Regions from separate parts of the Homo sapiens genome. Here regions 1, 3, 4 and 5 are each linked to region 2. A link is an interaction called in ENCODE POLR2A ChIA-PET data of the cell type or tissue named here. Cell type or tissue: HepG2. All regions are shown on one strand.

Region 1 (4,000 bases), 160 kb before region 2:
GGAAGCTGAGGCAGGAGAATGGTGTGAACTGGGGAGGCAGAGCTTGCAGTGAACCGAGATCGTGCCATTGCACTCCAGCCTGGGCGACAGAGCAAGACTCTGTCTCAAAAAAAAAAAAAAAAAAAAAAAGACTAAATGAGGTCCTGTTTCTCCTCTCAAATCTCTCCATGAGAGAAGAAGGAGGTTGTGTACATGAGCGTGGACACCACAGAGGAGGGAGCTTGTCCAGAAGGGGCGTCAAGGAAAGTTCTGGAAAAGAGGTGCAGAGCAGCTCAAGGCTCCGTGAGGAAGGGAGACCATGTCAGCGGTGGAGACCCTGGAGGCAAGTGAGCAGAGACTGGGAGCTACAGAAAGCCAAATCTGTGATGGAGAACATACCAGGTAAGACCAGGGAAGTATGTTGGCACCAGGTTGTGGGGCTCTCGATGGCTGAGGAGCTCAGACTGTCTTTGGGAGGTGACCTAGAGCCACTGGAGATCCTGGAACAGGAGCAGTGGTGGCCACAGAGCTGGCAGCCTGTGCAGGGTGGACTAGGGAAGGCATGGAGGCCACCCCGGGCTTACGCCTGAAGCAACCAGGGCAGCGGAAGAAACGGAAGGAGATGTGTGGATGGGCTGGTAGGACTGTAGCTGGTTGCTGTGGAGCAGGGGCAGAGAGGACCTATGATCAAGAAGTTAAAACTGTCAGACGCAGTGGCTCACACCTGTAATCCCAGCACTTTGGGAGGCCAAGGCAGATGGATCACTTGAGCCTAATAGTTCAAGACCAGCCTGGGCAACATAGCAAAACCCCATCTCTACAAAAATATAAAAATTAGACGGGTTTTATTTTTTTGTAGAGATGGCATCTGGCCACGTTGCCCAGGCTGAGCTCAAACTCCTGGACTCAAGTGATCCTCCCGCCTCAGCCTCCCAAAATGCTGGGATTATAGATGTGGGCCACCTTGCCCAGCTGTTTGGCTTTTAACTTTGTCTACAGTGCCTTTTGTGGCACGGAAATTGGTGGCATTTATGTCAATCTGTCAATCTTCTGGTTTATGGCTTCTGGATGGCATGTCTTTCTAGGGTGGCCTCAGTATTCCAAAGTTAAGTAACTTGCTTAATCTCACAAGCTAATTAGTGATGAGCTGGGTGTACCTGAACATTTGCATGCCCCCGAGGCCAGCGCCCTTCCCCCGGGCCTCACTCTCCTCCCAGGGTGACTGAGGCCTCCAAGGTTGGGGAGGGAAGATACAGCAGTGATGGGCGCCTGAAAAATGAGCACAGCTGGGCTGAGCAGGTGACAGGGGCTCTGGAATAGCTTTCAAAGTCCATTCCCAAGGGCTAATGGGAATGACCGAGCCCTGGCTGAGACTAGGATGACCCAGTGGAGGGCTGACAGTGGGGTGAGAACACTGGTGAGGAGCAGCCTGCTGGGAGGGAGGTGGAGATGGATTTCAAGGGCACCATGGGGGAAGGAATAGCACCAGGAGGAGATAGCTGAAAAGTATCTCTGGGCCTAAGGAGTCTGACCACATCCGCCTCCTCCCCAGCACCCAGGAATGCCAGGCACCCTGGCTTCTCCCCTGGTGGCAGGCAGCTCCCAAGGTGCCTAAGGGTCTGGTGGCCCATGAACCCTTGGAGAGAGGTCACTCACTGGTGCCCTCCCCGGCATGTCGTAAAGGCAGGCAGGGTGGCAAGGAGAGGCGTTACAGAGGCTTTGGCATCTTGCTAACCACTGACGAGTCCTGTTGAGAGCGAGCCTGTGCCTCTGTGCCCTTAACCTTCAGGCTGGACTGCCAGGGTATCTGGTGAGAAAGCAGGTGGCGGGGAGCACTAAGACTGCGGCTTCCCCGGGTTCCCCTGACCACGTGGATTCCTTGGCGCGGTACCTCTTCTCGCCACCAGATGGCGATCCCGCATCATCAATCTCTGCGGCCAGGCGGGCAAGATCCTGTGGTTCCTTTCTCTGGGGCTCCCACCTGGGCCCACTCCCGCTGCCGACTCTCCCTGCTGGAGGCCTGGGGGTAAGGGGAGGTAAATCCAGAGCATATATGGAGAGGAAGTCTGGGGGCTTGTGTCAGCTAAATTCCGAAGAGAGGGGATGCCCTTCTCATCCCTCCCTCTACTCTGCTCCCCCAGCCACTCCCCTGCTCCCTCTCACCTGGCCTCCCCACCTTTGCCCAAACCCATCTGTCCTGAGCACAGCCAGAATGGCCCTTCCAAAAGATGGGAATGGTCCACCGGAATGGCTGGAAAGAGTATGGGTGTGGGGCCCAGCACCCAGCCCTGCTCTCTCTCACCACCTGTGCGTTCTTGGGCACAGTCCTACACTTCTCTGAACCTTGACAAGGAAGTCAGCATCCAGCATCCTCTCATTCAAAAGATTCACTGTTCCTTTTTTTTTTTTTTTTTTTTTTTTTGAGATGGAGTCTCACTCTGTCGCCCAGGGTGGAGTGCAGAGGCGCGATCTCAGCTCACTGCAGCCTCCACCTCCCAGGTTCAAGCGATTCTCCTGCCTCAGCCTCCCAAGTAGCTGGGATTACAGGCATGTGCGATCATGCCTGGCTAATTTTTGTATTTTTAGTAGAGATGGGGGTTCCATCATGTTGTCCAGGTGGGTCTCGAATTCCTGACCTCAAGTGATCCACCACCGGCTTGGCCTCCGAAAGTGCTGGGATTACAGGTGTGAGCCACCACACCCGGCCGCTCACGTTCTAAAAATGAAAAAAGCTAAACATAGACCCCTAATATTTTACTCCCGTGGACAAATACCAGGGCGTCCTTCAAAGGTGTGTTGTCGGAGCTTTTCTGAGTTTGCTAACTAATGGCTTCAAGACCCTCTGCCCTTTTCTTCCGAGGATCACAAAGTGAGTCTTGAGGGGGTCTCAGGGTGTGCAGTTCCCAGGGTGGGTCCCTCTCTGGGGCATGTTCTCCTGCCTTCCTCTAAGGCAGTACTCACTGAGGACCAACGCTTCTCAATGTCAAACTCTGTCGCTGGTCTTAATTCCACAGCAGCCTCAGTGTCCTCATCTGTAAAGCCTGACCTGCCTATCTGCAGAATTGTTGTCAAGATTTAAAAAATAAAATAGGCTGGGCGCAGTGGCTCATGCCTGTAAACCCAGCACTGTGGGAGGCCGAGGCGGGAAGATCGCTTGAGTCCAGGAGTTCAAGACCAGCCTGGGCAACATAGTGAGACCTCCATCTCTACAAACAATAAAGCAAAATTAGCTGAGTGTGGTGGCCTGTAGTCCCAGCTACTCAGGAGGTTGAGGTGGGAGGATCACTTGAGCCCAGGAGGTTGAGGCTACAGTGATTCCCATTGTACCACTGCACTCCAGCCTGGATGACAGAGCAAGATAACGGCCTCAAAAAATAATAATAGGCCGGGCACAGTGGCTCACACCTGTAATCCCAGTGCTTTGGGAGGCTGAAGTGGGCAGATCACGAGGTCAGGAGATCGAGACCATCCTGGCCAATATGGTGAAACCCCATCTCTACTAAAAATACAAAAAAAAAGGCCAGGCACAGTGGCTCATACTTGTAATCCCAGCACTTTGGGAGACAGAGGCAGGAGGATCACCTGAGGTTGGGAGTTCGAGACCAGCCTGACCAACATGGAGAAACCCCATCTCTACTAAAAATATACAAAATTAGCCAGGTGTGGTGGTGCATGCCTGTAATCCCAGCTACTTGGGAGGCTGAGGCAGGAGAATCGCTTGAACCCGAGAGGTGGAGGTTGTGGTGAGCCGAGATTGCGCCATTGCACTCCAGCCTGGGCAACAAGAGAGAAACTCTGTCTCAAAAAAAAAAAATTAGTTGGATGTGGTGGCGCATGCCTGTAATCCCAGCTGCTCGGGAAACTGAGACACGAGAATCACTTGAACCCAGAAGGCCGAGGTTGCAGTGAGTGGAGATTGCGCCACTGCACTCCAGCCTGGCGACAGAGCGAGACTGCGGTTCAAAAATAAATAAATAATAATAATAAATGAAATAGTGTCTGTGAAAGCATGTTTTAAAGG
Region 2 (4,000 bases):
TTTTTTTTTTTTTTTGACGGAGTCTTGCTCTGTCACCCAGGCTGGAGTGCAGTGGCATGATCTTGGCTCACTGCAACCTCCACCTCCCAGGTTCAAGCAATCCTCTTGCCTCAGCCTCCCAAGTAGCTGGGATTACAGGCATACGCCACCAAACCCGGCTAATTTTGTATTTTTAGCAGAGACGGGGGTTTTGCCATGTTGGTCAGGCTGGTCTTGAACTCCTGACCTCAGGTGATCCACCCGTCTTGGCCTCCCAAAGTGTTGGGATTACAGGCATGAGCCACCGCGCCCGGCCCACTCTGTCTGCTTTCTAAGTGGACTAACTGCCTGCCCCTCTGCTTGGCACACTCGGATCCCACATCTTCCCATGTTCCCAAACCCCCTTCTGCGCTGCTCGTTCTGGATTGCAGTGAGGCCCTTTTTTCCAGCCCCATTGTTCTTTCTCCTTCGTCATGGCTAGCGTCTCTGGCATATTGGGCCCGGAGGGTTTGCTGGCCTTGTTGTTGTATCATCTCTCCTGGGTCAGTCTTTGTCCCTTCTTCCAAGTCCTGCATTTTGGGGTTCCCAGTACAGTTCCTGACATGGAGGAGGCTTCAGCATTTGTTGAAAAAATAATAAGGATGTCGCCCGGGCTGGAGTGCAGTGGTGCAATCTCAGCTTACTGCAGCCTCTGCCTCCCAGGTTCGAGCAATTCTCCTGCCTCAGCCTCCCAAAGTGCTGGGATTACAGGCGGAGCCACCGCGCCCGGCCAAACTCCCTTTTTCAGTGCACAACCAAAAATCAGAAAGCCACTGTAAAACCCAGTGAACATTTAGCATGTTGTTTAACAACTTTTCACAAGCTGACCCTGACTTTCCGGAAGTGAAATGAATATGGCAGAGTTTATCTGAAGATCCACAGTCTAGAAACGGAACTACTGCTCTTTTGAGGGGCGCCATCTCAGTGGCATCACTGGAAGGTCCAGATTGCCTGCCACACTGGTAATCAATTATGGGGGGGTCAGGTGCCAACAGATGTCTGGCTTTAAGGGATTTAAGTCCATGCTGAAAGGTGGAAAGGGAGAAGAGGACATAGAAACAAATTTGTCTTTTCAGAGCACAAGGCTTTTGTGTGCTGAGGTGGCCATGTGTGTCAAAGTCAGGGAGCCCCTCTTCCTGGGAGCCGAGAGGAAGTCTCTCAAAACTAGAAGGGAAAGGTGCTTTCCCCACATCAATCCAGCTTCGGAGACATTCTATTCATGACATATGCTCCTTTCCCCAGAACAACAATGAAGCGTTCTGTGTGCTAACAACATAGCTTAGAAAACAAAAATTCTGCGTTTTTATAAAACTTGATAAAAAATAGTATTTCAAACTGTACAGTCACCAGAAGTACACAGTTATCCAAAATGCACACGCTTCCCTCAGCATCTCCAGCAGGTGCCTGGTGTGTTCAGGCATCTCCACTTCCCATAGAGTCATTCCCCTCCTCGCCAGTGTCAGCTTTTTCCTTTTTCCCTTGGGTACCTTCTCTCCCTTCTTTGCAGTGGCCTTTTTAGGCCTGGGCTCTGGCTTTGGAGGGAGGAGCAGGTTTAGCAGACAGCCTCACAGATCTTCTCTGTGGTTCGTCTTTCACCTTGGCCTCATCTCCCTTAGCATCCCCTTCAGCCTTTCTCTTGGGCATGGTGGCAACGAAAGCAGCCGGACGTAGGCACTGGGAGCGGGATGCAGTGGCGGTGCACGGACTGCGCTCAGTCGGGGGTCATTCTCGCTTCCTCTTCTTCATACTGCTCCAAGACTTATTCTTTTGCCCCAGATAAAATGTTGGTTTAGATTAATCTTTACTCCCTCCAAATGTTTCTAGCTGTTGCATCATGAGTGCTTTGCTTTTCTGCTTTTTTTTTTTTTTTTTCTCCAGACAAGGTCTCTGTTGTCCAGGCTGAAGTGCAGTGGCACAGTTTCAGCTCACACTGCAGCCATGACCTTCCCTGGCTCAGGTGATCCTCCCACTGGGACTACAGGCACTTGTCACCATGTCCAGCTAATTATTTTTTTGAGATAGAATCTCGCTGTGTCACCCAGACTGGAGTGCAGTGGCGCGATCACGGCTCACTGCAAGCTCTGCCTCCCAGGTTCAAGTGATTCTTCTGCCTCAGCCTCCTGAGTAGCTGGGATTATAGTTGTGCGCCACCATGCCTGGCTAATTTTTGTATTTTTAGTAGAGACAGGGTTTCACCATATTGGCCGGGCTGGTCTCGAAGAACTCTTTTTTTTTTTTTTTTTTAATGAGACGGAATCTTGCTCTGTCACCCAGGCTGGAGTGCAGTGGCGCGATCTCGGCTCACTGCAAGCTCTGCCTCCCAGGTTCACGCCATTCTCCTGCCTCAGCCTCCCGAGTAGCTGGGACTACAGGCACCCGCCACCACGCCCGGCTAATTTTTTGTGTTTTTAGTAGAGACGGGGTTTCACTGTGTTAGCCAGGATGGTCTCGATCTCCTGACCTCGTGATCTGCCCACCTCGGCCTCCCAAAGTGCTGGGATTACAGGCGTGAGCCACCGCGCCCAGCTAATTCTTGTATTTTTTGTAGAGACAGGATTTTGTCATGTTGCCTAGGCTGTTCTTGAACTCTGGTGCTCAAGTGATCTGCTTTCCTCAGCCCTCCTAAAGTGCTAGGATTACAGGCATGTGCCACCGCGCCCGGCATGAAGTACTTTTGTTTTTCTTTTTTCTCCTTTTTAACATAGGAGCTTTTCTTAAAACTTCAGAACATTTTTATTTTTCAGAAACAAGAGTTGAAATAAAAGAATCTGTTCGTGGCCAAGATATTTTCATTATACAGACAATACCCAGGTAAGAGGACTGACTACTTTATCTCTTTTCTGTAAAAACCTTAACAATATAATTGATTATCTTTTCATATGAACAACAACTTAGTGTTTTTAAAAGTTATATATTCAGGCCGGGCGTGTGGCTCACGCCTGTTATGCCAACACTTTGGGAGGCCGAGGTGGGCGGATCACGAGGTCAGGAGTTCGAGACCAGCCTGACCAATATGTTGAAACCCTGTCTCTGTTAAAAATACAGAAATTGCTGGCTGGGCACGATGGCTCACGCCTGTAATCCCAGCACTTTGGGAGGCCGAGGCGGGCGGATCACGAGGTCAGGAGATCGAGACCATCCTGGCTAACATGGTGAAACCCCGTCTCCACTAAAAAATACAAAAAAATTAGCCGGGCGTGGTGGCGGGCACCTATAGTCCCAGCTACTTAGGAGGCTGAGATAGGAGAAAGGCGTGAACCCAGGAGGCAGAGCTTGCAGTGAGCCGAGATCGCGCCACTGCACTCCAGCCTGGGCTACAGAGCAAGACTCCATCTCAAAAAAAAACAAAATAAATGAATAAAAAACAAAAGTTAGCTGGGCATGGTGGCATGCGCCTGTAGTCCAGCTGTTTGAGAGGCTAAGGCAGGAGAAGTGCTTGAACCCAGGAGGCAGAGGTGAGCTGAGATCGCGCCACTGCACTCTAGCCTGGGCGACAGAGTGAGACTGTCTCACCAAAGAAAAAAAAAAGTTATACATTCGTTTGCATGTTAAACTAAATGCTTCCCCAAATACAATTACTGTCTTCTGGAATTCCTACCATTTGTCACACTGTACTGTTACCTGTTTACTTCTCTCCAGGCTTTTTTTGGGGACAGTCTCACTCTGTCACCCCGGCTGGAGTGCAGTGGCACAGTCTTGGCTCACTGCAGCCTCTACCTCCTGGGTTCAAGTGATTCTCCTGCCTCAGCCTCCCTAGTAGGTGGGATTACAGGTGCCCACCACCATGCCCAGTTAATTTTTGTATTTTTAGTAGAGACAGGGTTTCACTATGTTGGCCAGGCTGGTCTTGAACTCCTGACCTCAAGTGATCCATGCACCTCAGCCTCCCAAAGTTTTGGGATTTCAGGCGTGAGCCACCACTCCCCAAGCTTTAAACTCCTCAAGGACAAAGGGTTTTCCCATGGTTTGCACTGACCCCAGG
Region 3 (4,000 bases), 99 kb after region 2:
GTTATACTGAAAATAATTCATGCAATAGAACTTCTGAGAAAGAAGAGCCACCTATTGGCAGCAGTTCTCAGAGGCGGCTTCATGGAAGAGGCAGGATTTCAGCTGAGTGGAATTCACCTTGGCAGACAGGAATGGAAAGGGCACAAGTGGAAGGGTTTTTTTGTGAGCAAAAACATGAGCGGGAGCCACACGCAGTGGTTCACGCCTGTAATTCCAGCACTTTGGGAGGCTAAGGTAGGTGGATCGCTTGAGCCCAGGAGTTTGAGACCAGCCTGGGCAACATGGCGAAACTCCTTCTATAAAAGGGGTTTTGTGTCTACCAAAAATACAAAAATTAGCTGGGAGTGGTTCTGTATGCTGGTAGTTCCAACTACTCGGTAGGCTGAAGTGGGAGGATCGCTTGATCCCGAGAGGTGGAGGCTGCAGTGAGCCGTGATTGCATCACTGCACTCCAGCCTGGGTGACAGAGCAAGACCTTGTCTCAAAACAAAACAAAAACAAAAAACTCATACATGAGCAGGAATGATAAGCTGCATTTGGGGTATGAGCAGGTGTTTATTGGGAAGCAGAGAGAGGAAAGGGCTCAGGGATGAAGCACCTGTCTTCTGTAAGGTAACAGGGAGCCACTGAAAGTATATAGATAAGGGAGTAACATGATGACAGCTGTATATTGGTGACGCTAACCTGAGAATAATTTAGAGAATGGATAAGGGGAAGGAAGACCAAGAGGTAGGAAAATAGGAAAACCAGAGAGGAAGCTAATGAAATTACCAGACCTCTTTTCATACACAGATTTCATCTTGGAATATAAAAGATAACAGGGGCCAGGCACAGTGGCTCACTCATGTAATCCCAGCACTTCGGGAGGCCGAGGCAGGTGGATCACCTGAGGCTAGGAGTTTAAGCCTGGCCTGGCCAACATGGTGAAACCCCGTCTCTACTAAAAATACAAAAAGTTAGCTGGGCGTGGTGGCGCATGCCTACAATCCTAGCTAGCTACTTGGGAGGCTGAGGCATGAGTATCTCTTGAATCAGGGAGGCGGAGGTTGCAGTGAACCAAGATCGTGCCACTTTACTCCAGCCTGGGCGACAGAATGAGACTCTGTCTCAACAACAACAACAACAAAAAATAAATATGTTTATTATATTTATTATATTTATATCTTTATAAACAAAGATATTTATTATATATTATTATTATAAAAAATAATAATAAAATAAAAGATAACAGGGCCAGGCGTGGTGGCTCACGCCTGTAATCCAAGCACATTGGGAGGCCGAGGCAGGTGGATCACTTGAGGTCAGGAGTTCAAGACCAGCCCCGCTAACATGGTGAAACCTCGTCTCTGCTAAAAATACAGAAATTAGCTGGGCATGGTGGCGTGCGCCTGTAGTCCCAGCTACTCAGGAGGCTGAGGCAGGAGAATCGCTTGAACCTGGGAGGTGGAGGTTGCAGTGAGCCGAGATCAGGCCAGTGCACTCTAGCCTGGGTGACAGAGAGACTCCATCTTAAAAAAAAAAAAAAAGATAACAGGATACGGCTAACAATGTAATAAATATATACCTCATGGTGCGTAAAAAAGACCTAAGGCTTCCAATAGCTTACTGTGAGAACCATAACAGTGAGTGGTATTTCTGTTTATTACTTTGTCAGGATCAACACACAGTCTTTGAAATACCCTAATAGGATAGTAGTTATCACATAAATAAACAAGCAATTTGCTCAGAAATAAATGTGTCATTGTAAACAAATTGCTTGTCTGTAGTGGACTTTGGCTGGCACTCAGACTTTAGCTGGACACACTATTAGCATGCATACGGCACTTTTAACCTACTTGCTAAGAATCTGATCTCCTAACCCTCAGTGGCCTCTCATTTCTCTTTTCTCAGCAGCCCTTTGGTTCCTGTGCCTGGGAGGAGTTAGGTGACTGGTTGATCAGTTCAGTTCTGCAGCCCTGACCTCAGCTCCAGTTTCAGAAGAGCAGAGGGAGGGTGCAGGGAGTCTCCAGCTGAGAGGAGCTCAGTGGTTTTCTGATTCTGACTTGAGCACAGTTACAGACAACTTTCCTGTGAGTGCAGTTGATTGCATGCTCACACTGATATTGCAACAGCTGAACACGTGTGTGCACTTGTGTTGAGCTTCAGAGCTCAACCTCAAGTCGGCTTGTCCTCTTATGACAGCTGTAGGAGATGGCTCACCAAGGAGAGACAGAGAGAGATAAAACCAGCATAGCACCAGCTTCCCATATCAAGACCCAGTGCACAGGGAGCCAGGGATCCCTGGGTTCTGAGCTATGGCTACCACTTGTATGGTCTTGGGCAAGCCCCTTACCCTGTAGAGGTTGCAGCTGCCTCATCTGTCAGGGGAGGGGCTGTACCTTTGAGATTCCTTCCAAATCTGACCATCTAGCCAGGACAGGCATTTTCAAGAAACCCTGTTTGTTATTTTCTTCTTTTGATCTAAGTAACCGCAGGTGAGTATTTGTTTTGTTAAAGAAAGGTTTGGGGCTGTCACCACGCTGCCGCTTCCACATTCTACCTTTTCTAGGTAGCAAGAGGCAGACGCTGGGCTTTGTGCCTATTTGGTCTGGTCTGTTTCTCCAAGAAGGGCAGCTGGAGTCGATGCTGGGCTGAAATGTTCTTTTTTTTCCTTTTTTCGAGACAGGGTCTTGCTCTGTCACCCAGGCTGGAGTGCAGTGGCGCCATCTCTGCTCACTGCAACCTCCACCTCCCGGGTTCAAGCAATTCTTTTGCCTCAGCCTCCTGAGTAGCTGGGATTACAGGCGCGCGCCATCACGCCTGGCTAATTTTTGTATTTGTAGTAGAGACAGGGTTTCACCATGTTGGGCAGGCTGGTCTTGAGCTACTGACCTCGTGATCCACCCGCGTCAGCCTCCCAGTGCTGGGATTGCAGGCATGAGCCACCGCGCCTGGCCTGCACAGCTAATTTTTAAATATTTTTTTTGTAGAGATAGGATCTCACTATGTTGCCCAGGCTGGTGCTGAACTCCTGGGCTCAGGCAATCCTCCCACCTCAGCCTCCCAAAGCACTGGGATTACAGGTGTGAGCTACCAGGCCTGCCCTGCCAAGCTGAAATGTTAGCCTCACACTTTTTTTTTTTTTTTTTTTGAGACGCAGTCTCCTTCTGTGGCCCCAGGCTGGAGTGCAGTGGCGCAATCTGGACTCGCTTCAACCTCCGCTTCACTGGTTCAAGCGATTCTCCTGCCTCAGCCTCCCGAGTAGCTGGGATTACAGGCGTGTGCCACCACGCCTGGCTAATTTTTGTATTTTTAGTAGAAACGGGGTTTCACCATGTTGGCCAGGATGGTCTCAAACTCCTGACCTCAGGTGATACATCTGCCTCGGCCTCCCAAAGTGCTGGGATTACAGGCGTGGGCCACTGCACCCAGCCCGCACATTCTTTTTACACCAACTTTAGGATGCAGAATGTGTAGTCCCAGGTGGAGTGAGCTCAAAGCCAAAAGAAGAGCAGGACCAACAAGGAAGAGAATGAAGGCAGAAGTGAACAGGTAGAACCAAGCTTACAAGGTCTGGTATTTGATAGAAACAACAAAAAATAGAACAGACTCTCCCAATTTCTTCAAACTAGTCTGTAAACATAAATAGAGTCTTGGGCCCCTCATTTCTCCAATGCCAGATGCCTGGGCAGCAGGGCTGGAACCAGAGTGAGGCAGGTGAGGCAATTGCATGACACTGAGAGTAAGAACTGTTCTTTTTTTTGAGATGGTGTCCTGCTCTGTTGCCAGGCTGGAGTGCAGTGGCCTGATATCAGCTCAGTGCAAACTCCGCCTCCCGGGTTCAAGCGATTCTCCTGGCTCAGCCTCCCGAGTAGCTGGGACTACAGGTGCGTGCCACCATGCCCAGCTAATTTTTGTATTTTTAGTAAAGATGGGGTTGGCCAGGATGGTCTCGATCTCTTGACCTCGTGATCCGCCCATCTTGGCCTCCCAAAGTGCTGGGATTACAGGTGTGAGCCAC
Region 4 (4,000 bases), 52 kb before region 2:
TTCCTGCTAAAAGAAGGCAGAGATGACAGGCTGCACTCGGCAGAGCAGGACGCAGATGATGAGGCTGCTGATGACACGGACGACACCAGTTCGGTGACCTCCTCTGCCAGCTCCACCACTTCCTCCCAGAGCGGCAGCGGCACGAGTCGCAAAAAGAGCATCCCCTTGTCCATCAAGAACTTAAAGCGCAAACACAAGAGGAAGAAGAATAAAATCACTCGAGACTTCAAGCCAGGGGACAGGTAAACTCAGAGTTGTGCCCCTCCCCAATGGCGTCAGCGTGAAGCCAGGCAGAGTGCGCGTCCCCTCGGTGTGCGTGCCTGCGCTCGCACACACACCTCTGCATGCCTTGTAGTGGCTCCGGGGCTCCCACCCGAGACAACGTAGGTGCCTGGGGTAGGCCCTGGTGGAAAGCAGAGACTGAGGAGTGGTGCAGAGGGTGGGATGGTGGTGGCCTTAAGCTTGGCCTTCTGGAACCACATTTGCCTGAGCTCTCCCAAGTGGATCCTGTTCTCAGAGAATGCGTGGCCTTGGAACCCTGGGTGAGCTTCCTGTGCACCAGAGACTCATCCTGCCAACCTGGGATTCAGAGTTTCAGGTTACCAAGCCCACAGGGACAGGAAGGGACAGAAAGACTCTCTGCCCTTTCCGCGGAGGGGGTGGGGTTTGCATGGCCTGCTGACTGGCCTGCACCCGCAGGGTGGCAGTGGAGGTGGTGACCACGATGACCTCAGCCGACGTGATGTGGCAGGATGGCTCCGTGGAATGCAACATCCGCTCCAACGACCTCTTCCCTGTGCACCACCTGGACAACAACGAGTTCTGCCCTGGAGACTTCGTGGTAGATAAGCGAGGTAGTGCCAGCTCTGGAAGGGCAGCCAGCAGGGTGGTCGCCAATGAGGGCCCGGGTTGGGGCTTGTGGAGAATGGGCAGTGGATCTGGGGTCAGAGCTAAAATGAGGTCCAGAAGGGGACTGCCCTCATGAAGGGGTCTCACCACTTCCAAGACGGGGGAAGGTCAGGGTTCTGCACTCTGCACTGGCTTGAGATGTGGGCTCCTTAGCCGGGATCCCTTAGCTAGTCACTTCCCTTTCTCTGGTTCCCTAGTCCAGAGCTGTCCAGACCCTGCTGTCTACGGTGTGGTACAGTCTGGGGACCACATCGGCCGTACCTGCATGGTGAAGTGGTTCAAGCTGAGGCCGAGTGGGGACGACGTGGAGGTGTGTGCAGCCCCTACTGCTTGCTTCAGGTGGGCTCTGGGGTTGGGTGTAGGACCCCTAGCTCATGACAACCTGTCCTGTGCCACAGCTGATTGGAGAAGAGGAAGATGTGAGTGTTTACGACATTGCTGACCACCCTGACTTTAGGTTCCGTACAACTGACATCGTCATCCGCATCGGCAATACTGAGGATGGGGCTCCTCACAAGGAGGATGAGGTACGCCTTCAAATTCAAGTTCTGGATGGCTGCTCACTGCCCTGTGCACCAGCTGCAGTCCCTGATGCTGCCACCAGGTGGCTCTAGGAGACAAGACCTGAAAGTCCTCTGGGCTCAGTGTCCTCAGAAGGGCAGCTGCCCCAGAGTCAAGCTGCCGCTCAGCACTAGCAGCTGCAGAAGGACTTGTTTCCCTGCCTCCCTTCTGGGGTCAGGCTTCTTGAGCTGCCGCTGGTTACATTTACCAGAGGAGCTAAGTTCCTTGTCACAAGCCAGGTGGGCATGATGTCAGTCACTGCAGAGCACAGGAGGGGCTGGGGAGCTGGAGCTTGAGCTGGGCCCCCTGACTTTGTCCCCTTTGCCCAGCAGCCATCGGTGGGCCAGGTGGCCCGTGTGGACGTCAGCAGCAAGGTGGAGGTGGTGTGGGCTGACAACTCAAAGACCATCATCCTGCCCCAGGTGAGGCTCTGGCAAGACCCCCCTGCTGAGCTTGTGACTATGGCAACTTGGGCCGGGGGCCACAGGCGTGTAGCCAGAAGATGGGCTCTCAGGTCTTCCTGGTGAGATCTCAGCGAAAGCGTGAGGGGAAAGGCAGGCATTCCACACAGCCCTTGGTGCAGGCCTGCAGTTGGCCCACCAGCCTCGCTTCTCCCAGCAATCTCTTCACGTCCATCTCTGGGTGCATGTAGACTTTCACAAACCTCCAGGATTTTCCTGGATTGTCAGCTCACTATGCTACGAAGAATGCAAGTTCCCTCCTAAAAGGAGATGGAGACTTTCCTACCACCCTTTTTAGAAAGCTCTAACAGAGAAGGAGAGAAAGGAGAGAGCCGACCCAGTTCTAGCCCCACCTGCTGGGTCCTGAGCAGAAGGGCTACACGGGCTCTCCTTCCCTCGCCTCCTGGTTGGAGCCACACAGCCCAGCTCTCCTCTCCTGGTCCACACAGGGGGCAGGAGTGGGGGCGGGAATGGCTTGCCCCATCACCTTAACGGCCATTCCAGGGAACGCAGCAGGATATGTCGGCCCTTCTACATGTCCCCTCTTGTCATATGTTCCCAGCTCCCCACACAGGCCTCCTTGGCTGCATCATTAGCTGACCCTGCGCTTTTCAGGTGTGGGACTGGGCCTGCCAAGGTCCCCTAACGCCTTGGACAGATGCTGACGAAGTGCACAGAGCAGGAGGAGAGGCTGGAACAGACCACTGGCTGGGGCTTTGGGTCCAGCTGGAGGGTGGGACAGGTGAAGGGCCTCTCCCAGAGACCTAGGGACTGCAAAAGCCAGAGCAGAGGTCAGGGAAAGGGTGGAATGAGGTTGCCAAGGCCTCATGAGCCCAGTCGCCATCAGCTGTGCGGATCAGGGATCCCCAGAGCTCCTCCTTAGTGGTGGGGAGGTGACTTCCTGTCTGCTTACCCTGGCACTTCCCTTCTGCCCCCAGCACTTGTACAACATAGAGTCTGAGATTGAGGAGTCAGACTACGATTCGGTAGAAGGCAGCACCAGCGGGGCATCCTCGGATGAATGGGAAGATGATAGTGACAGCTGGGAGACGGACAATGGGCTGGTGGAGGACGAGCACCCCAAGATAGAGGAGCCCCCCATCCCACCCCTGGAGCAGCCGGTGGCCCCTGAGGACAAGGGAGTGGTGATCAGTGAAGAGGCAGCCACAGCTGCCGTCCAGGGGGCTGTGGCCATGGCTGCCCCCATGGCCGGGCTGATGGAGAAGGCTGGCAAGGACGGGCCACCCAAGAGCTTCCGGGAGTTGAAAGAGGCCATCAAGATCCTGGAGAGCCTCAAGAACATGACTGTGGAGCAGCTGCTGACGGGCTCGCCCACCTCTCCGACTGTGGAGCCTGAGAAGCCAACTCGGGAGAAGAAGTTTCTGGATGACATCAAGAAGCTACAGGAAAACCTCAAGAAGACCCTGGACAATGTGGCCATTGTAGAGGAGGAGAAGATGGAAGCAGTGCCCGACGTAGAGCGCAAGGAGGACAAGCCCGAGGGGCAGTCACCTGTGAAGGCTGAGTGGCCCAGCGAAACCCCGGTGCTGTGCCAGCAGTGTGGCGGCAAGCCTGGCGTCACCTTCACCAGCGCCAAGGGCGAGGTCTTCTCCGTACTGGAGTTTGCACCCTGTGAGTCAGCCCTTGCCTGGTCTTCGCCTTCCCCCGCCTTCTCGGGGCTCCTGTTTGTGTCACCAGATCTGGGTGCAGGGTGGTTAGTCCCCTCGCCAGACCCCAGCTACTGCCCCAGGGCAAACCATTTCCCTGTGTGGTCACAGTGCTGAGGCCAGCAGCGGCGAGTGGGAAGTCTGTGGGTGTGCTCACCTGTCCAGCCAGGTTGGCAGATGGAGCTCCAGGGCCTCTCCATGAGGGACTGACTATTCTCTTCCCCCCTCTAGCAAATCATTCTTTTAAGAAAATTGAGTTCCAGCCTCCAGAAGCCAAGAAGTTCTTCAGCACAGTGCGGAAGGAGATGGCGCTGCTGGCTACCTCACTGCCTGAGGGCATCATGGTCAAGACTTTTGAAGATAGAATGGCAAGTAGGCTTGGCATGGGCAGGTGCAGATGTG
Region 5 (4,000 bases), 130 kb after region 2:
AAGAAAGGAAAAAGCAAATTTTTGGTTGTAAAATGAAATACCAATAAGTAAATTTATTTTTCCTTTTAACAGATGAGGATGGCTGGGCTCGGTGGCTCACACCTGTAATCCCAACACTTTGGGAGGCTGAGGCGGGCAGGTCTCTTGACCCAGGAGTTTGAGACCAGCCTGGCCAACATGGTGAAACTCCATCTCTACAGAAAAACAAAAACAAACAAAAAATAGATGAAGGTTTGGGGAGCTCTTTTTAATTCATACAATCTTGCACATTTTATGCGTCTTCCCCTTAATAACCAAAAGTTTAGAAATTAATATTGCTAAAGAATTATTGAGTGATTGAACAGGTGTTCAAGCTAATTTTAAGTAAAAGTAAGAACAATTTTGCCAACTTTGTAATTTTGAGAAAATCATTCCCAGTTATAAGTATACAGCTTATATAGCTTTTATGGGGTTTTTTGTTTGTTTGTTTGTTTTTTGTTTTTGTTTTTGTTTTTTTTTGACACAGGGTCTTGCTCTTTTACCCAGACTGGAATGTAATGGCGCAGTCATGGCTCACTGCAGGCCTGACCTCCTGGGCTCAAGTGATCCTCCCACCTCAGCCTATTGAGTAGCTGGGACCACAGGCTTGGGCCATCATACCCAGCTAATTTTTTAATTTTTTGTCGAGACAAGGGTCTAATTATAATATATTGTGAACATTTTTAATGTCAGTAGATATAGATTTACAACACCACTTTGAAAGGCTTCATAATACTCTACTGACTGAATATACCATAGTATTATTATTATTATTATTTTTAAATATACAGAGACAGAGCCTCACCATGTTGCCTAGGCTGGTCTTGAGCTCCTGGGCTCAAGTGATCCTCTCACCTTGGCCTCCCAAAGTGCTAGGATTACAGGTGTGAGCCACCACACCCAGACTATTCTTGATTTTAATGCAAGGCAAAACTACAATTAGCTCTACACATCTTTTGTGGTCATTTCTTTTCTTTTAATATTATGGCATAAAAGGGCATTTCTAATCGAACCCTGTTGCCTGCTTTAACTCTTTAGCCCCCAAATCATTAGGGGTCCTCTCTCGCTAGGTTCAATCATGGCCACCTCTAAGCCAATCATCCATGGATTTTTACTGCCCCAGATCCCTCCCCTGAGATCTCACAGGTACTGGAAACTCAGTGGTCCCACACTGAGGTCAACCTAGACAATTCCAGACATCAAACTCTCTTCTCTCCCTTTCTTTTTTCATGATTTGGGCAAGCCATCCATCTGTGTAACATCTTTAACTTTTCCAATTTTACCTAATATATGATAAATGTATAATTCCTGATGCATAGAAAATATATCTTGCTGAAGTTCATCAGTAAATGACTTAAATTATTTGAGATTGCTGCTTCTACTTAAGGCAACTAGGTACCTCCCCTCTCCATAAATTATGCACTTGGAAAATAGGGCTAGCAAGTGCCAGACATAAATAATTGATAATTAAGCTTTCCTAAATGATGAATTCTGCTGTTGTATCACTGTATCAGATGGCTGCCCTTTGTCTTTTTAAGTTTTAATGGGTGACTTTCAGTAGTTCCTCAGTGATTGCTTTGATCTGGGTTGCATTATTACTCTCAAAGAATGTTTTCCTGCTTGTTTAATTCAATAGTTGCCTCACTTTGTGGTGAGTGATTTTATCCACATTGTTTTATTTAATAGATGTTTCTAGACTAAAGCTCCTTGTGTAGAAAGTTTTAAAAATGAATGTTTGGTTCAGTTTTTGCTAGAATTTTCTTCTCTGTCTTCCTTCCTATGGCTTCTCCACAGGCTCAAAGTACTGAATCTCATTTTTTTTTTTTTTTTAGTTTGCTATAAATCTTTTTTTCCTTTTTTCTTTTCTTTTCTTTTTTCTTTCTTTCTTTTTTTTTTCTTAGAGAGGGTCTCACTCTGTCACCCAGGCTGGAGTGCAGTGGCAATCATAGCTCGCTGCAACCTTGAACTCCTGAACTCAAGCGACCCTTCTGCGTCAGCCTTCTGAGTAGCTAGAACTCCAGACGCATGCTACCATGCCCAACTAATTTTTGTATTTTTATTTATTTTTTGTTTTGTTTTTAGTAGAGACAAGGTCTTGCTAAGCTTGCTAAGTTGCCCAAGCTGGTCTCCAACTCCTGGCCTAAAGCAATTCTCCTGCCTCAGCCATCCAGAGTTTTAGGATTACAGGCAAGATCCATCACACCCTGCCTGCTACAAATCTTCAACAAAAATTGCAACTGATTTAGGGAGTTTGTGTATATCCTCAATGTATTATACACAAGCAAGCCTTTTGCCACTTAATAAGTTCCTTGTGTTAATTTCAGAAATGGGGTATATGAGAGTGTTGATAAAGGTATATTATGGGATGTGTCCTTTACTTTGGACAGCTTACCTTCATGGGAGAATTAGATAATAGAAATTAGAGGTAAGCGGCATTCGTTTAATCATCAAACTTAAAATGTATTCCCAGATGTAATTTTCAGCATAACCTAAGCCTCCTTTGGTGACTTCTCAGTTCCATCATATCCTGTCACAGTTCCTTGGTTTGTCCGGATGAGGCTGATGGGAATTTTGGCCCCTGACTGCTGATTTCATTTGGTTATTATATTGCACTGAAAATATTTCTGCCTCCTGGCTGATTAAGAAGGGGCAAAGGGGCCCTGCCATGACTGATGTCCCAGCAGTTCTGGCCATTAGCACTGTTAATGAATTTGAGGTGGAGAGGGTATGTGTGTAGCCTTCTTTCATAGCATTAAATTGTCCCCTTATTTTACACCATAGTCTGTGTAGTAATTGGTAGAGAAAGCCAGGGATAACTGTATTATCTAAATTCGTATTTTCCTGTGAAACAATAATGTTTGCAGCAAGTTAAAGTGTGAAGAACCTTCATCATAGAAGGTTATGGAGGTATAGCAGTAGTGGTGGGTGGGTACTGAGACTTCTGTGTGTAGGTATAAGCTGGCTTATGAAAATCTAGGCAAAGAAATGTGTGCGTCTGCGGATATAGGAAAAAAACTCAGTTTCTCCTATACACTCACAACACAAGCAGCACAGAAAACTTCTGTGACCTCTGGTCAGCAAAATGTGTGGGGATTCTCTCCACCAGCAACCACTCAGTTCTGCAGAGGACACCAGCTGGGTGTCCTCCAATTCATTTCACTTCTGATACTACTTGAAGATAGTGTCCCATCCCACAGGTTGAGGGTGCAATCTCACAAGACTGCCCCCCACTTCTGATGCCCATCGCAAGCCCCAGGTTGTTTTACCTGTGCTTCCAACTAACCAACCAGAAAGCAGGGTTCCCATAACCCCCTCCTTGGGTGTGATTAACTTGCTAGAGGGACTCACAGAACTAGAGAAACACATTTACGAGTTTATTATCAAGGATATTACAAAGGATACAGAGAGAGATACATAGGGCGAGGTTATGTGAGAAGGGGCACAGAGCTTCTATGCCGTCTCTGGGCATGTTACCCTCCAGAAACCTGTAAGTGTTCCCCTGTTTGGAAGCTTTCTGAACCAGTCCTTTGGGTATTTATAGAAGCTTCATTACATAGCATGGTTGATTACATCATTGGACATTGATGATCAACTTAACTTTCATCCCCTCTCCCTTCCTCAGTGGTTGGGGGATGGGCTGAAAGTCCCCACCCTCTAATCCTGCCTTTTCTTTCCAGTGACCAGCCGCCATCCTGAGGCTACCTAGGGGCTGCCAGGCAGTGGTTAATTCATTAGCATATGTAAAGACAAAAAAAAAAGACATCACTTTGGATATTCCAAGCATTTTTTTTTTTTTTTTTTGAGATGGAGTTTTGCTCTGTCACCTAGGCTGGAGTGTAGTGGTGTGATCTTGGCTTACTGCAACCTCTGCCTCCCGGGTTCGAGAGATTCTCCTGCCTCAGCCTCCCAAGTACCTGGGACTTCAGGCGCATGCCACCATGCCTGGCTAATTTTTGTATTTTTAGTAGAGATGGGGTTTCAC

The links. Peaks named below come from ENCODE experiments on the same cell type or tissue, not always from the same donor. Only the 100,000 strongest peaks of a DNase experiment are listed, where the experiment ranks them.
Region 1: POLR2A ChIA-PET joins it to region 2 with 5 read pairs; 13 of 35 experiments call an interaction of 5 or more read pairs at or near these places.
Region 3: POLR2A ChIA-PET joins it to region 2 with 5 read pairs; 8 of 35 experiments call an interaction of 5 or more read pairs at or near these places.
Region 4: POLR2A ChIA-PET joins it to region 2 with 5 read pairs; 29 of 35 experiments call an interaction of 5 or more read pairs at or near these places.
Region 5: POLR2A ChIA-PET joins it to region 2 with 7 read pairs; 3 of 35 experiments call an interaction of 5 or more read pairs at or near these places.

The regions. Positions count from the first base shown.
Region 1 is chr17:76,504,428-76,508,427 of GRCh38, reverse strand. No RefSeq gene overlaps it. Among named protein-coding and RNA genes, the nearest start is that of RHBDF2, 5.0 kb to the right of the region's middle. In HepG2, a CTCF peak has its summit at 1,883 (motif pointing right); a DNase peak (open chromatin) is centred at 1,877; H3K27me3 peaks cover 1,155 bases.
Region 2 is chr17:76,343,500-76,347,499 of GRCh38, reverse strand. PRPSAP1 (phosphoribosyl pyrophosphate synthetase associated protein 1) reads left to right here. Exons shown (of 10, transcript NM_002766.3): 3 at 2,763-2,829. It also overlaps the pseudogene HMGN2P43. Among named protein-coding and RNA genes, the nearest start is that of PRPSAP1, 8.4 kb to the left of the region's middle. In HepG2, no CTCF peak of the experiment used is centred here; a DNase peak (open chromatin) is centred at 1,959.
Region 3 is chr17:76,244,682-76,248,681 of GRCh38, reverse strand. All of the region lies in intron 5 of LOC105371896 (a long non-coding RNA gene), which reads left to right. Among named protein-coding and RNA genes, the nearest start is that of RNF157, 6.2 kb to the right of the region's middle. In HepG2, a CTCF peak has its summit at 66 (motif pointing left); a DNase peak (open chromatin) is centred at 1,871; H3K4me3 peaks cover 370 bases; H3K27me3 peaks cover 85 bases.
Region 4 is chr17:76,395,691-76,399,690 of GRCh38, reverse strand. UBE2O (ubiquitin conjugating enzyme E2 O) reads left to right here. Exons shown (of 18, transcript NM_022066.4): 9 at 1-242; 10 at 700-854; 11 at 1,107-1,219; 12 at 1,308-1,436; 13 at 1,803-1,892; 14 at 2,870-3,563; 15 at 3,830-3,966. Among named protein-coding and RNA genes, the nearest start is that of SPHK1, 13 kb to the right of the region's middle. RefSeq lists an enhancer at 289-789. In HepG2, a CTCF peak has its summit at 1,511 (motif pointing right); a DNase peak (open chromatin) is centred at 1,530.
Region 5 is chr17:76,213,389-76,217,388 of GRCh38, reverse strand. All of the region lies in intron 1 of RNF157 (ring finger protein 157), which reads left to right. Among named protein-coding and RNA genes, the nearest start is that of RNF157, 25 kb to the left of the region's middle. In HepG2, no CTCF peak of the experiment used is centred here; no DNase peak of the experiment used is centred here.